Linked DNA regions of Mus musculus: all the other regions are linked to region 1. Evidence: chromatin loops called from intact Hi-C (ENCODE). Cell type or tissue: left cerebral cortex. All regions are shown on one strand. Links, peaks and the distances in the headings refer to the core of each region. The heading gives the core; the rest is flanking DNA.

Region 1 (5,232 bases), core at 1,233-5,232:
TAATATATATATAATGTGTATATATAGTGAATGTATGGATATATATGTATGTGTGTGTGTGTATGAATTAGAACATAACAACAACAAAACTGCAGATAATTTAGATGTCTCTAGAGTAGCATTTGTTACCTTGGTCAATTTATCACCATTCTGGGTCCAGACATTAACTCAGAAACCACAGTTGTCAGTCCTAAAAGCTACAGTGTCTCCTCGGAACAGACAGACACACATTAACCAGGCTCATGAGACCGCTATTTCAAATCAGATGCCAATTCATTAATTTACAAGGGGAAGTGAGGTTTTGGAGCACGTTGGATTTCTCTGTTGCTGAGTGCATTCTCTCTCTGTAGGTGGGGTTACATGGGATGCAAAACGGCTTTCAGAGAACTGCTGAGCGAGCCAGTGTAGGTAAGGTGGGGGATGAACTGGCTGGCTTCAAGGAATGATGCCTCCATCTTCCCTGTCTCCGGATCAGCTTTTTGCACCCAGCGAGATCTTGATAGTGTTCACTGCTGGTGATTACCATGGCAGCTCTCCATAATTTCTGCCTTTCTCTGAGGCCCACACCTTTGGCCTAATGCCAATACTTTCTTAGTTATATTAATACTTTTGGTCTGGGGATATGGCTCAGGGGTAGAGCCTTTGCCCAAGCCTATATCAGACTCTAGGTTCAATTTCCACCCCTGAAGAAAAATCGTTTTAGTCTTTTTGTTTGGTTTGGTTTGGTTTTATTTTTGGCTTCTGGGGGAGGGGGTTGTTTGGTTTTTGGTTTTGGTTTTTTGGGTTTGTTTGTTTGTTTTTGTTGGGTTTTTGCTTTGTTTGGTTTTGTTTTTCAAGACAGGGGTGATCTGTGTAGCCCTGGCTGTCCTGGAACTCACTCTGTAGACCAGGCTGGCCTCGAACTCAGAAATCTGCCTGCCTCTGCCTCCCGAGTGCTGGGATTAAAGGCGTGTGCCACCACTGCCCTGCCGTCATTTTAGTCTTGAGACGGGGTTGCAACAAGTTGGCCAGTGCTCAAATGATCCTCCTGTAGTTTGCATCCCAAGTAGCTACAATTACAGGTGTATGCCATTGTGTCCTTACTACATTAGAATATTTAATCAGGGAATAGTCTAGATGGTCTCCAGTGGGGAATTGGAACACCCTTGTATTATAGCATTAGAAGGTTGTATTGGGGCTGGAGAGATGGCTCAGCGGTTAAGAGCACTGACTGCTCTTCCAAAGGTCCCGAGTTCAAATCCCAGCAACCACATGGTGGCTCACAACCATCTGCAATGAGATCTGATACCCTCTTCTGGTGTGTCTGAAGACAGCTACAGTGTACTCATATATAATAATAAATAAATCTTTAAAAAGAAGAAGAAGAAGGAGAAGAAGAAGAAGATTGTATTGGGAATACAGGCATGAGCCATCATACCTGGCCTTAGTGAGGTCAGTCTGGGCAACAGAGTGAGAATCTGTTTCAAAAAAAAAAAAAAAAGAACAAAATGAACAACTCAGGTAGGCCTATTTTCCAAATATAGATTCCAAGCCTCCTGTGAATTCTATGCAACAATATCTCCCTTAAAAGTTATTTTCCTGCTTACATTGGTTTCTGTTATTGTGACCAAGACCCCGGAAAGTGCAGCAACCACCACAGACATCTGCATGCCTGACAACAAGACCCTGAAAGGGAGTCTAATCCCTCTGCACCAAGGCTGCAACCAAATCAGGAGCCTTTTCTGGGCCTCCCAGTACAGCACAGAGCAGGGCATACAGGCCGTCTCAATAAAATCTGGTTGGCTAGGTCACTCAGGAAGCCAGTGCGTAAATATTGCCAGAAGTCATTCTAGGTGCAGGGACTACAAAGCGAGCCAATTCCTGCTTTCAAGGATGTCCTACACACACCTTAGACACAACAAATGGAAAATGGAGAGTCACACACACCCCCTGTCTTCTCACCCAACTCGTGGGTCATCTCACACCTCCCTGGCCCAAAACAACGGGACGTGTTTATCCTTCTGGCTTCAGTCTGTTAGGATGGCAACAGCCTGTAGTTCTGAGTAGTTAGACAAAAAGAGTAGGAGGAAGAGAAGGATGGCAGACAACCAGACACCAGACCTTGATGCCAGGTGTAGGATTCTAGATGAATTGGCTGCTATCCTAAGTTACCTTCCTTGGACCTAAATTAGTTAGTCTTTTCCTTTCTCAGAAGGTAGCCTGTTTATGATAACACAAAGGAAATATATATATATCTCCATCGTCTCGGCCAGGGATGTCATGCAAAACTTCAAACACTTTGATCCCACAGCTAGGAAGCACAAAACAGGGGCCTGAATGAAGTTTCCACACCCCTACACTCCTATCTCTAAAACAGCCGTTAGGAGAGTTTTGTGTGGAGGATGAATTCTGGGAGGCAGGGCTGTGAAGGAAGGGTCAAGTGTCAGCTATGACCTGGGGGATGACAGAGGTCTCACTACCCTCCCCAGGGATAAAGCTGCTGTTGTTCGAATTCTCTCATGTCCTTTCCTAAGGTGCTCTATCTTTTTAGTAAACAAATTCAGCCCGGCGATCCTGTGAAGTCATTACCATTCCTTCATTTCACAAGTAAAATTGGGGCTCCGAGGGATTATATATACTGCAGGCTTTCTAGCTCGGAATCTTCACTGCTATTCAAGGTTTAAGCCACTGAGCTAAAGAATGGGCTAATGGTTACTGAAGCAATGGGTTGAAGAAGCCTGGGTTCAGGGCCGAGGGCCACCAGGTGGCGCGGTGGAGGTGCAGTGTGTGCCCCACCATCACCACCACCACCTCCTCTGTCATGGGTGGGACGCACCTGAACCTGGTGGGGCGCGCCCCGGGAAGTAGACTAGCAGGGTGGGGCAGGGAGCAGCTCTAGTCCTTGGCTCTGAGTAGGCGCGGAGCGCCGCTTTAGTTAAGTCGCTTGGACCGCGGGAGCCTCTCGAACAGTCACGCCTCCACCAGGAGACTGCGGGGCTGCATCAGCTCTTCTGCTCTGCGCTCCCCAGCGTACAATTTATTAGGGAGCTTCAAGGGATAGAATAGAAACGACCAGTTCAGCCAGGAGGTGGGGCCGGCCCCACCTGTCGCCAGCGGAGAGAGGGGCGGGAGGGGGAGGGGCTTGTCTCCTAGGGACCACCCCCCCTCCTGGTCCCCAAGCCCCGGGCACGCGACGAGATATAAAGCAGTCGGGAAACAATGCGCCTGCAGATCGCGCTCCCGCGTCGATCCCGGGAGCGTCCTGGCTGCCGTGTGCGAGCGAGGCGGGGGGCGCGCGCACGGGGGGCGCGCTCGTGAGTGCGGGGCCGCGCGCTCGGTGGCGCGCATGTGTGTGTGTGCGGGCTGCCGGGCTTCCCCGAGCCGGCGGGGAGCCGCTCCGCTCCAGGTGGCGGGCGGCGGGAGCGAGGTGAGGCTGCGGGTGGCCCGGGCAGGGGTCCCCAGGGGACTGGCGGGCTGCAAGGCTGCAGACTGCCTTCGAGACAGCGCGCCCCCGCCCGGCCCTGCTGTGCCCCCGGAGCTGAGCTCCGGGCGGTGCTGGCAAAGTTTGCTTTGAACTCGCTCCCCTCAGCCTGGTCGGCCCGTTGCGAGCTGCCCTGAGCGAGCTGACCCCAGGCCAGGCTTCCCAGGAGCAGGGACCAGGGCGCGGGCTGCAAGCTGGTGGGCCTGGGGAGAGACCAGAGCCCCGCAGCCAGCTGCAGCGAGGGACTCGGAGCCGCCTCTTCCCTCGGCGGGCACCGCAGTCAGCTCGTCTCCCCCTTCCCTCCCGCAGGGAGCGGACATGGACTTCGACTCGTATCAGCACTATTTCTACGACTATGACTGCGGAGAGGATTTCTACCGCTCCACGGCGCCCAGCGAGGACATCTGGAAGAAATTCGAGCTGGTGCCGTCGCCCCCCACGTCGCCGCCCTGGGGCTCCGGTCCCGGCGCCGTGGACCCAGCCTCTGGGATTAATCCCGGGGAGCCGTGGCCTGGAGGGGGTGCCGGGGACGAGGCGGAATCTCGGGGCCATTCGAAAGCCTGGGGCAGGAATTATGCTTCCATCATTCGCCGTGACTGCATGTGGAGCGGCTTCTCCGCCCGAGAACGGCTGGAGAGAGTGGTGAGCGACAGGCTGGCCCCAGGCGCGCCCCGGGGGAACCCGCCCAAAGCGCCCGCTACCCCGGACGGCACTCCTAGTCTGGAAGCCAGTAACCCGGCGCCCGCCACCCAATGTCAGCTGGGCGAGCCCAAGACTCAGGCCTGCTCCGGGTCCGAGAGCCCCAGCGATTCTGGTAAGGACCACCCGGGGGCTAGCTAAGAGGGAGGCACCCCTTGGGTGGCCAGAGCTCTATCTACCGCTGTTTGAAATCAGGCATTAGATCTTAAACCTTCCCATCACCTCCCCATTTTCTGACTGAAGCTGTCGGTGTAGCCCCCAGCTGTGTCTGTCTGGCACGTGGGTGTGTTGGTAAACAGTTTGGAGAAGTGGGGAGGGAGCCAGCGTCCCTCTGATGGTGATTGGAGCCCCAGGGGACCAGGGCGACTTGGTGAGGGTTGGCGCTTAGAGAGGACAATACTCGGGTTGGACTGTAGGGGATTTCTGTCCTTGGGAGGTTGAAAGGGTTCCCTTAAGAGTCACTCCAAGCTTGAAGCTTTTTTGTTGCTGCCTCTTTCCCTGGGAAACTCACACTTCCCTAAGGGAGAAAAGACTGAGATACCTTTTGAGCAGAACCAAAAGCCTTCCTCCACTCGAAAACCTCCATCTCCCGCCTGCTGCACTTTAAATTGCTAATTCTCTTCTCTTACCCCAGTCCCAGTCCTTACTACTTCCCATCACTAGTGACTAGTGAGACAGGTGGAGGGAGAGTAAACGCTCCTCTTAACAGATGGGAAAACTGAGGATTAGAGACAGGAAATCAGTCAAGTGAGCCCCAGCCTCCTGCTGTCTAGTCGCTTCTTTTCCCAACTCCTTTCCCTGTCTTTCTTGGTGTTTAGAGGGTCTTCCTCATAGCTTGTTTGAGAAGAGCTACACGATGCCTGTTGATTTGGCCTTAGGAAGGTATCCAATCTCCCGCCCAATACATCTGTGGGCTTCGGCTGCTCTTCTACATTCAACATTCCTGCTCGGTCCCATCTCTGGTATTGAGATAATGGTCGTAGCGCCCCAGGCCTCCCTCCATACTGATGAAGAGCAGTCTTCACTGAGCTCAGACCACCTTGCTCTTCCCCTAGCCTCTGAGCCCCCCCCCC
Region 2 (5,515 bases), core at 765-4,764, 58 kb after region 1:
TGAGGCTGGAGGGGTTAATGGCACCTCATTCTGTGCAGGCTCAATCCTGGTGCCAGAGTGAAAGGCACAGCTGCCCTGTAAGTCAGGAGCCACATTTGATTGGCCAGGACTAGTCTGCTGGGATATGGCCTGGCAGAGAGCCAGAGGGACTTCCCCACCCCAGCTTGGCCTTGGACCCAAGCCAGAAATAGCAGCTGGGAGCCGAGAACTTGTTGAAAGGTGCTTAGACAGGGCACAGAAGCCCAACAAAGGACTTAGAGGAGAAAGGGAAATGTAGAGTGGCCTAGAAACAGGTGCAGAGCTTGACTAAGGCCAGGTGTGCTGTGGGTGCTGCCTGCGCTCTCCTGGTCTCACCTTTCCATGTGGCGGCAGGTGTAGGCCAGTCCGGTCTATGGAGAATCTTATTTGTGGTTGGCACACTCAAAAGGCCAGCACCTGCCAGCCGTTGGCATCTTGATGCCTTTGATATTTTTTTGTCTATGGGACAATGCTTCTTGCCTTCAGGTAACTAACTTCACCTAGCTGTGGAAGGCAGTCTAGTGTGGCTGTGGAATGCAGAGGCGAACTGTAGCTAAAGTATTACAGCACGGTTGATGTGCTCAGATGCGTGGGGTCTTTTCCTTCTCCCTCCAGTCTCATGTCTGTTCGGAAGTATTTACCGCAGAGTGGGCTTTCATCCTTTATATATGGTTCTTAAAAAAGGTGTTCGGAAACCTGGTGTTGTACTACATGGCTGTAATCCCATCACTTAGAAGGTAGAGAGGCAGGAGGGTCTGGGCTCTAAGACCTAACTCAGGTGCATAGTGAGTTTGAGGATAGTCAGGGCTGGGCCACATGACTCTCTGACACTCCTCCCCAAGAGCATGGAGGGCAGGGTGAGATTTAACTAGATCAGCCCCAAGGCTAATAGAGTAGGCACTTACTCAAACCTCTTAGCTTAGTTCCTCCTATAAAGTACTGTCTTTGTATCACAGTAGCCCACCTAGTACTCACCAGAGCTGTTACTCCGTTTTGATTTCCTTACGGATCGAAGACTCTGCACCTAAGTCCCTGTTTACATGGTCATTCGTGTTTCCTGCCTGTGAGTCAGGCTATGGGTCTTTGAGGTTGTGGCTCATATTTATAGTAGAATCATAGCATAGTCAGAGTGTCACTCCTTTGGCCCCGTGCATTCTGCTTGAGGGTTTTAAGAGTCTTAGAAACAGAAGAGATTGGAACTTGTAGGCCAGACTTTCACAACTTTTCTTTGTCGTCATTAGGACCTGGGCCCAGTGTCCCCCCGGTATATGGCTTAGAAGTATCTGATGTTTCCAAGTGGGAGGAGTCTGTTCTGGAACCTGCTCTCAATATAGTACAAAGTTTCATCCAGGTGACTATTAAGGAGGCATGGCCTATGATCAGGTTTGCAGAGTCTTGTCTTTTACTGGCACTTTTGCAGCTATTTTGGCGAGCCAAATGCCTTTTCAATGGGATAAAGCAGCAGGGCTTACTGCTGTTACATCTCTGGAGCCTGTTTTTGCTTTCACATTTAGAAAGGTTGTTGCTAAAATCTGTTAACAGCCCACCTGCTCTCTGGGGGATGAAAAAGGAATCTTGGGAAAATCCCATTCTCTTTAACATCAAAGACTTGTCCCCAAATCTCTTTGCATTGAGTGCCCCTGCCTGTTTTTCTCTTAGGGTCACAAACCTACAGCCATGCCAGTGAAGATGGCATACAATGAAAGTGAGAACAAGAGAAGTTACCACATGTGTGACCTCTGTGACCGGATCATCATTGGGGACCGGGAATGGGCAGGTAGAGTGCAGATGAGGGGCTGTGTGGAGGGTCATGGGAAATATATTTGGGTGGGTGGGGGTGTCACACTTTCTAAAACTTCGTCTTTAATAATTGAATGCTGGAATCAGCTTTGTAACAGGACAGATTCCTGAGAACCTTTCCCAGACTAGGGCATTACCTCTGTAGCCTGACATGCAGAAGACCGTTGTCCTCCAGATGCAGCTAGAATAGGAATATTCTATTGAGAGAAGTTTGTTGGCCTTTCCTGTGTAGAACTTAGTTGTGGGACAGAGAAATAAAGTTATTTTAGGCAACTCCTGCAAGCTAGTTTGGAGCGGAAGCACAGCTGGAAGGGAGCAGGCATCATGGGTTCCTCAGGCCCAGAGGTCTTTCAGCCTCTCTAGATAACTTGTTGAACTGGTGATGGCTCAGACTGTGACAGAAGATGGGAAGAAGTGCAGTGAGAGCTAGCCTGTGCTAGCCTGCCCAGCGGCAGGAAGCCTGCACAGAGTGTGCTTCGCTGGGACTCTCAGAGTAGATGTTTCTCTCCATATCACCCCATACAATGATTAGGTCTATTAACTGGCATCTCTGGCAAAATGCACCCCATTGTCAGAGACTGGGACGGCTGTGTGTCCGTCCGAGCAGCAGAAGAAGCCCTGATTGTTGTTGGTGTATAATGATGAAAGGGGAAGAGAGAGAGGGCGTCTGATTGCTTTGTAAAGGAAACTTAGTGGTTCGATTTGTTGACTGTCCTTTGGGGGGAGCCTTTGTGAGCTTGGCTGTGTGAGCCTTCTGTAGTGCCATCTGTCGAGTCCGCGCTCCCATCCCCTGCTGCCGTGGAGAGGAGCCCAGAGCCCAGGGCTGCCTTACGCTCTGGTTAGAGAAGAAAGCTGACTCTTCGTCCCACACAAAGTCTCTCAGCTTCTCAACACTGCCACACTCACACTTCAGACCTTGTTTTAGTGATGCTTTTAATATGTGTAGAAGAATTTAGCCTAGCTCAGTGGGTAAAGGAGCTTGTCGCCAAGCCTGGTGACTTGAGTTCAATGTCTGGAACCAGCATGGTAAAGGGAGAACCACCTTCCACTTTCACAAGTCTCCCCCCCCATGTATATACACAAATAGTAAATAAATACATTTGAAAATTAGTCTGATCATCCCTCCCTCTAGGTGTTCCCAAAGGAGGTTTCTTTGCAGAGCAGGATAGTAAAAATGAGCCTATATGAACTAGTCACTGGGTAAAAGTGAGAGGACCAGGGAGTTCATGTAACAAACCTGCTGGCAGAGCCTTAGCCAATGTACAGCACAGGCCTAGAGCCGTGCACTTGGGAGGTGAAGGCAGGAGAAGCCTGAGGTCAGTGTGGGCTACCTAGTAAGACCGTCTTAAATAGCGATAAATGTGTGTCTACTCTGTTATTTATTGACAGTTTAAAAGGCTGAATAGTTATATTTAAATGCTCTTGTTTGTTTATTTTTGTTTAATTAATTCTAGAAAACCCTGATGACTTTTTGTTTATTTGGCCTTTGTTTTCTCAGCACATTTAAAATCCAAATCTCACTTGCACCAATTGAAGAAAAGAAGAAGGTTGGACTTAGACGCTGTCAGTGCCACAGGAAGTCAAAGTAATTCCCCAGACTGTGACCCGGAACGCATCGAGGGGGAATCCTCGGGGCAGCACAATCAAGAGCTGAAGGCCAGTGTTTGAGAGACATGCCTAGTGGCCTTTGCAGAGACGTGGGGATCAAGCCCAGGAGGGAGGGGAGTGTCGCTCTCCCACGCCTGGACTGAGGAATGCTGGGCAGAAGGCCCCACCATCTTCTTTCATTCTGTGCTGTGGTCTGCAGTGGAAACAGCAGGCCTTTCAGCTCCTTGTGTGCCTGTTGTGTCTGGTAATGATGTAGTTCAGAGTGGGATTTTTTTCTTTGAACCTTAAAGGTTTTATTTTAGAACGAGGCACAGATCGCACATTTTCTACTTGAGGATCTTTTTTAGTGGTGAATACCAAGATTCAGTGCATCCTTTAAAAGAGCGTTCTTGTCCCTGGCGCTGGCTAAAAATAGCTCGTTTCCAGATGCTTTTGTAGATGACTGAAGTATTGTAAGGCGCAGTCAGGAGCTCTGGACTCGAGAACGGCAGAAAGGAGTAGTGCAGAGAGATGATTAAGCAAACTCTCCCAGCTCTGTGAATCTACAGAAGAGGGGGTCAGGCTGAGGTGGTTGTGACCTGGATCTTGAAGACTAAAAGACACAGAGTCTGCTGAGCTGCTCCTGTGCATGGTGGCTGTCTCTTCATCTAGGGCAGAAATCTATAGATTCTTTTGAAATGTAAATAAAAAGATTGTAAACGCCCTATAGTTTCTATACAGCATGCTGCATTGTCAATTTGGTAGCTTTTTCTCTTTCTTTTTCTTTCTTTCTTTTTTTTTTCAAGACAGGGTTTCTCTGTGTAGCCCTGGCTGTCCTGGAACTCACTCTGTAGACCAGGCTGGCCTCGAACTCAGAAATCTGCCTGCCTCTGCCTCCCAAGTGCTGGGATCAAAGGCATGCACCACTAATGCCTCGTGGTGGCTTTTCTCAAACTCCATATTCATCATAGATGTAGCTGTATACCAAACACTTACATTCCTCAAAGATCCCCAGAGTTCCATTTGAGAACTCTGTGAGGAGTGGAGGACCATCTCTGATACCAACCAGTGTAGACAGGAATGCCGAGGGAGGCCTTCAATCCCAGGTCTCGGGAGACAGAGATAGATGGATCTCTAAGTTCAAGGTCAGCCTAGTCTACAGAGTGAGTTCCAGAACTGACTGAGTTCCAGGACACAGAGAAACCCTGTCTCAAAAACAGCAACAAAAAGAGTATCTCTGTTGTACTTAATTTTTAGAACCCCAGACCTTGGAAGGTCATGTAAGAAGAATCATGTATTCAGGGCCAGCCTTGACTATATATTGAAACCAAAACAATCCCCACACAACACAAACAAATTGGATCTGTAAATTGCACATCACATAAGCATGAGACCCAGGTTAGATCCCCAGAACCCACAGAAGAACCCTGGCGTGGTGGCAACGTGCTGCTGTTCCTACCGATGATGATATCACTGCACACCACAAGCCTGCCTGTCATCTGATATCTGGAGCTTGAGTTACAGGTGATTGTGAAGTGCTGTGTGGTGCTGGGAATCAAACCCAGACCCTCTAGAAGAGAGAGCATCAAGTGCTCTTAACCAGTGAGCCATCTCTAACACAAAATATGCTTCTGATCTCATTTACTAGGGAGGCAGAAACAGGATTATCTTGTGCCTCCTTTTGTCTAGCCTAGTATAATTTGCTGCTAGCAGACAAGTGAGAGGCACTGTCAGTAGAGGTGGGGGTGTGGTGGGTCAGAGACTTTGGGTCAAGTATTTACTTTAGAAGGACAAGGATCTGATTTCTGGTCCCTGGCACTTGGAGGCAGAGAAGGAAGAACAGCAAAAGGCAGCACTCTAGACCTCTTTGCCTGCCAGCCTAGCCAATCCATAACATCCAGGTTCATTGAGAGACCCTGTCTTTAAAAAGATCAAGGTAGAGGGCTGGTGAGGTGGCTCATCAGGTAAAAGTACCAATATAAAAGTGGGTGCAGTGTGAGCACCTGTCATCCATAACTCCCGAGAGATGGGAGCAGCAGCCCAGAGAACCATCCAGAAGTCCTCTGACCAACTAGCCTGGAGTATGTAGCATGCACAAACAAGATACCCT
Region 3 (5,515 bases), core at 712-4,711, 260 kb after region 1:
TCCCTGTCAAATAGTGCCACTCCCTCATGACCAAGCATTCAAATCTATGAGCCTATGAGGGGGGAGGGGCATTCTTATTCAAACAACCACAGGGCATGTGTATGTGTATGTGCATGTATGCATGCGTGTGTGTGTGTGCATGTATGTGTGTGGTGTGTGTATATGTGTGCATGTATGTGTGTGCATGTGTGTGTGGTGTGTGTATGTGTATGTGTGCATGTGTGTGTGTGTGTGTGGTGTGTGTATGTGTACGTGTGCATGTGTGTGTGTGTGGTGTGTGTATGTGTGTGTGTGTGCATGTGTGTGTGTGTGTATGTGTGTGTGTGTGTGCATGCATCACATTCATGGGGAGGTCAGGATCAGCTTGCTCCTTCCACCTTGCTTTTCAGGCAGGCTCTCTCTCATTTCTTTTGCTGCTCTGCACTGAGCAGCTTCTAGCTGGTTCTTCCATTTCTGCCTCCCCCCTCCCCCCTTAGGAGCTCTGGCATCACAGTGGGAACCTCACACCCAGCTGTTTACATGAGTTCCTGGAGTTGAACTCATACACTGCACCCACTGAGCCACCTCACCAGCCCACTCTTGTCCCTTCTTAAGACGGCTAAAACCCAGAAGCAAACTTGATCAATCATTGTTGGCATAGGGGAACCATGTGCCTTCTCTGGACTCTCCTAGCCCTGTCAGGCTCTCACTCAAGACTGAGTTCATGGGTAACCAGGTTTGGGGATTTCCAGTTTTGTCCCTGTAGTATGTGAATAACTGGTCCGAAGCACCTGGCCCCGTGCCATGACCAGCAGGGAGATGCGTGGGTGTCATCCATTCTGCCTCAGTCCCTTAGACAGGGGTCTTATTGAGATTCTGTGTGGGGTGCTGTATGGTGGCTTTGGACACAGGCCAGCACTTGAAGTGCTAAAGGAGGAACACAAAAGCCCTAGGCCAAACCCTGGCAACTTCCCTGCATGGTCAGAAGCAAGGCTAGGATTGAGACCTCCTAGCCAGTACCTAGCCTCCCGAGCACAGACGTGGATTCCTACCACCAATAACTCAGAGGCATCTCAGACGACCATGCCCAAAGCCACACGCCAGGTCTCTTCAGATCTGGTTCCTCTGATGCAGTCTTCAGACCTTCAGGGTTTCTGGAAACAGCAACTTGGTCCTTCCGGTTGCTCAAGCATAAAAAGTTCTAGAGTTGGCCCTTGAACAGCCGTTTTTCTGTCTCTGTCTCTCTCTGAGAGAGCGAGGTTTTATATGTATGAGCATTGGCATCCCATGCATGCAGGCATGGCTGGTGACTGCAGAGGCCAGAAGAGTGCACTGGATCCCCAGGCGTTGCAGTTACAAGCACTTGAGCTGCCACATGACTGGCGGGATTCAAACCCAGGTCCTCTCCAAGGGCAACATCTGCCCTTAACTGCTGAGCCATCTCTCTAACCCCTTGAACCTCTTTCTTACAGCCCACAGCCAGTGTGCCAGCAAGCCCTAGTCATTCCGTCTTTGAATTGCTCTGGTGTCCTGTGACACTGGCCTCTGCCATTCCTTGCAGGCAGGTATCCTGTTGTGGGTTCTTTGGACTTTCCTCAGTGCCCGTTCGGTATAGGATTCTCTAACAGCACCCACTTTCGTGTGTGCTCCCTCAAGCCCCAGCATCCTAGCACTCCCAGCTGCCTTCTACGCTCTGGTTTTGGCATACTAAGAATATACCAAGACTATTACTAAAAATATACCAAAGATATTACTAAGAATATACCAAGAATATTATTGCAATATCAAGGCTAGCCTGATCTACATAGGAAGTCCCAGGCCAGAAGGGGCTACATAGGGAGACACTGCCTCAGATAATAATACCAAGAACAACAATAAAATAAAAACCTCAACATTCCTCATTTTTGTCAGTTTTTCTTCTTAGAATCCTTCAGGTGATAGGAAATTTTCCTTTCTTTTCTTTTTTATCTTGTGCTATTCTGGTTTTGGGGGGGGTGGGTGTGTGCAGGGGTGTTCAGTGTTCCTTTGGTTTGGTTTGGTTCGGTTTGGTTTCAGTTTTTCAAGACGAGTTTCTTTGTATGGCTCTGGCTGTCCTGACACTAGCTCTGTAGCCCAGGCTGGCCTTGAACTCACACAAATCCACCTGCTTCTGCCTCCCGAGTACTGGGGTCAAAGGTGTACACCACCATGGCCCCACATATTGTTCTGCTTTTTAATTTTATTTATTTGTTTGTTTGTTTGGTTGGTTGGTTGGTTGGTTGGTTGGTTGGTTGGTTTTTTGAGACAGGGTTTCTCTGTGTAGCCCTGACTGTCCTGGAACTCACTTTTGTAGACCAGGCTGACCTCAAACTCAGAAATCCCCCACCTCTGTCTCCCAAGTGCTGGGATTAAAGGCATGTGCCACCACCGCCCAGGTTCTGCTTTTTTATAAAAGAACATTTTTTAAAAGATTTTATTTATTTGTTTGTTTGTTTGTTTGTTTGTTTATTGTATGTGAGTACTCAGTGCACTATCACTTTCTTCAGACACATCAGAAGAGGGTCTCAGATCTGTTACAGATGGTTGTGAGCCACCATGTGGTTGCTGGGAATTGAACTCATGACTTCTGGAAGAGCAGTCAGTGCTCTTAACCACTGCACTGAGCCATCCCTCCAACCCTATTGTTCTGGTTTTTAAGACAGTGTCTCACTCTGCAGCCCAGGTTGGCCTGAGAGTTATTGTGTAGCCCAGGTTGGCCTGAGAGTTATTGTGTAGCCCAGGTTGGCCTGAGAGTTATTGTGTAGCCCAGGTTGGCCTGAGAGATATTGTGTAGCCCAGGTTGGCCTGAGAGTTACTGTGTAGCCCAGGTTGGCCTGAGAGTTACTGTGTAGCCCAGGTTGGCCTGAGAGTTACTGTGTAGCCCAGGTTGGCCTGAGAGTTACTGTGTAGCCCAGGTTGGCCTGAGAGTTATTGTGTAGCCCAGGTTGGCCTGTCCTCATGCCTCAGCCTCCCAAGCACTGGGAATGCAATGAGTCTCCAAAGCCAGCGAGTTCTTTGTGTGTGACTACTAACTGTATTATAAAACTGTAATAGTATGCAATATTAATAAATGATTTATTACAAATAATAAGTTATAAAATGGGTTATGGATCAAATTCTGGCTTAGCTGCAAATCCTTTAAACGATTGGGGTATTTCTCATAGCCTATGTGCCTGTTCTTTATCCATTACTGCCCCCTAGTGGTCCATCAAAATAACATAATTGCTCACTGATTTATAGGCACTCTTGGTTTATCCTGATAAATGCATTGACCGTACCTGAGCTTCACGTGCCAACAGAACAGTGGGCACACTGCTGAGCTCTGTTCTTCACCCTCACAGCTGGATGGATGACTCGTGGCTGTATCTCCCTGCTATCGGCCAACATCCCAAGTAACAGGCTACATACAGTCAGCTCATAAAGAAATTTAAAACTCCAAATATGGGGACTGGAGAGATGGCTCAGCGATTAAGAGCACTGACTGCTCTTCCGAAGATCCTGAGTTCAAATCCCAGCAACCACACAGTGGCGATGACAGCTACAGTGTACTTATATATGATAAATAAACAAATCTTTTTTTTTTAAACTCCAACTATGGCTTTAACTGAGTTCATATCAGCTTTGTATAGTGGTGAAGTATCCAAATGTTTGTTCTGGCACTATTCCGTGTGTGTCTGAGAGGGTTTTGCTTATCATTTGTTTGGCTTTTTGAGACAAAAATCTCTCTAGCCCTGGCTGTCCTAGGGACTAGGTATATATATATATATATCCAGGCTGGCCCTTGAACGAACATAGAGAGATGAGCCCACCTCTGGCTTCCAGACACCCACATACATATGGCATATATTCACATGAACATATACACTTATAAAATATATATAAAGAAATATAAAATGAGGGGCTGGTAAGAAGGCTCAGCAGATACAGGGGCCTGCCGCCAAGCCCAACAGCCAGGACTTATACAGTGGAAGATAGAACCAGCTCCATAAAGGTGGCCTCTGACTTCAAAATGAATGCAGTGACATGCACATGTCATCCCTAATAAAATAAATAAATAAATGTAAAAATAAATAAAACTTTAAAATAAGATTTTTTTTTAACCCAATGGCTGTTTGAGCTTTTGGGTAAAGTCTTTTTAAAAACAGACTAGGTAGTGTGGCACACACCTTTAATCCCAGCACTCCGGAGCCAGAGATATGTGGATCTCTGTGAGTTCCAGGCCAGCCTTGTCTACAGAGCTAGTTCTAGGCCAGACAGGACTACACAAAGAAACCCTGTCTTGAAAAACAGAAAGAAAGCCAGGTGGTGGTGGCGCATGCCTTTAATCTCAGCACTTGGGAGACAGAGGCAGGCGGATTTCTGAGTTCGAAGCCAGCCTGGTCTACAGAGTGAGTTCCAGGACAGCCAGGGCTACACAGAGAAACCCTGTCTCAAAAAAACAAAACAACAACAAAAAAGAAAGAAGAAGAAGAAAGAAAGAAGAAAAGAAAGAAAACAAAAAGTTCAGCCAGGTAGTGGTGGTGTCAGTGCACTCCTTTAAATCCCAGCACTCAGGAGGCAGAGGCAGGTGGATCTCTGTGATTTTTGAAGCCAACCTTCTTTACAGAATGAGTTCCAAGACAGCCAAGGCTATGCAGGGAAAACAAACAAAAGTTTGATTGTAGTGACAACTTTGGCATTTGGGTTCTTTTAAATACACAGAAATATTTTTAAGAATATGTGTTTTTGTTTTAGTCACCAGTGTGAGGCACAGAGCGGCAGCAGCTATGATCTGCCTCATGCTCTAGCAGGGGAGTGATTTTGCCAGCTGCAGATAGTTTCTGTGATTGTGTAATGTTTGGACTCCCCAGACTCTTTAGAGGGTGTGTCAATGCTAGAGCCCCCCTTTCCCCTCTATCCTTTCTTCTCTCTTATCTGGGACTGGGGGGTTGAAAGGGTGGAGAAGGGTGGAAGAAGGAAGAACCCACAAAGAAGCCAGAAACAAGCTACATTTGATGAACTTTGGTTTGCGGTTAGGATAGAATTTGCAATAGTCTCTGATATAGCCCTAAACATATCTCTGTTTCACTTAGAGACTATCTTATATATTTCTGTGTTCAAGCCCGTGTAGATGGCACCTTACATATATAATACGCTGTTTTCTCTAAATAAACAGAAGAAAATTAAGTTTAACATTTTTAGTTCAATGTGGGTGCTAATTTCTGCACAAAGTTAACTCCCCATGGTAAACTGGGAGATTTTTTTTACCTAAAGTGAAGAATGACAATAAAGTTTTCAAAAACCCAAATCTTTTTTGTTGTTGTTGTTTTGTTTTTGTTTTTCGAGACAGGGTTTCTCTGTATAGCTCTGGCTGTCCTGGAACTCACTCTGTAGACCAGGCTGGCTTTGAACTCAGAAATCCTCCTGCCTCTGCCTCCCAAGTGCTGGGATTAAAGGTGTGCACCACCACTCCCGGCTCCACTGAGCCTTCTTGCTAGCCCCCCACTGAAGCTAGAATTCATCGTTTTGGGCCAGCAAA

Evidence for each region. Hi-C counts contacts between places; a loop is a spot of excess contacts. Peaks named below come from ENCODE experiments on the same cell type or tissue, not always from the same donor. Only the 100,000 strongest peaks of a DNase experiment are listed, where the experiment ranks them.
Region 2: it touches region 1 in a loop (5-fold over the local background); 5 of 42 quality-filtered maps call a loop at or near these places.
Region 3: a loop joins it to region 1, with 2.8 times the contacts of the local background. A loop is called at or near these places in 2 of 42 quality-filtered maps.

What each region holds. Positions count from the first base shown.
Region 1 is chr4:122,992,745-122,997,976 of GRCm38, forward strand. Mycl (v-myc avian myelocytomatosis viral oncogene lung carcinoma derived) reads left to right here and starts at 3,187. Exons shown (of 3, transcript NM_001303121.1): 1 at 3,187-3,406; 2 at 3,770-4,274. The coding sequence starts at 3,326. In left cerebral cortex, for the core only: CTCF peaks have their summits at 2,734 (motif pointing right) and 4,563; DNase peaks (open chromatin) are centred at 2,761, 3,243, 3,825, 4,027 and 1 more place; H3K4me3 peaks cover 2,339 bases; H3K27ac peaks cover 1,385 bases.
Region 2 is chr4:123,050,807-123,056,321 of GRCm38, forward strand. It overlaps Trit1 (tRNA isopentenyltransferase 1), which reads left to right. Exons shown (of 11, transcript NM_025873.3): 9 at 1,260-1,369; 10 at 1,678-1,795; 11 at 3,317-4,143. The coding sequence ends at 3,486. Among named protein-coding and RNA genes, the nearest start is that of Gm46868, 27 kb to the right of the region's middle. In left cerebral cortex, for the core only: a CTCF peak has its summit at 2,543; DNase peaks (open chromatin) are centred at 1,663, 2,619 and 3,822; H3K27ac peaks cover 1,524 bases.
Region 3 is chr4:123,251,591-123,257,105 of GRCm38, forward strand. No RefSeq gene overlaps it. Among named protein-coding and RNA genes, the nearest start is that of Heyl, 21 kb to the left of the region's middle. In left cerebral cortex, for the core only: a CTCF peak has its summit at 3,202 (motif pointing left); DNase peaks (open chromatin) are centred at 873 and 3,193.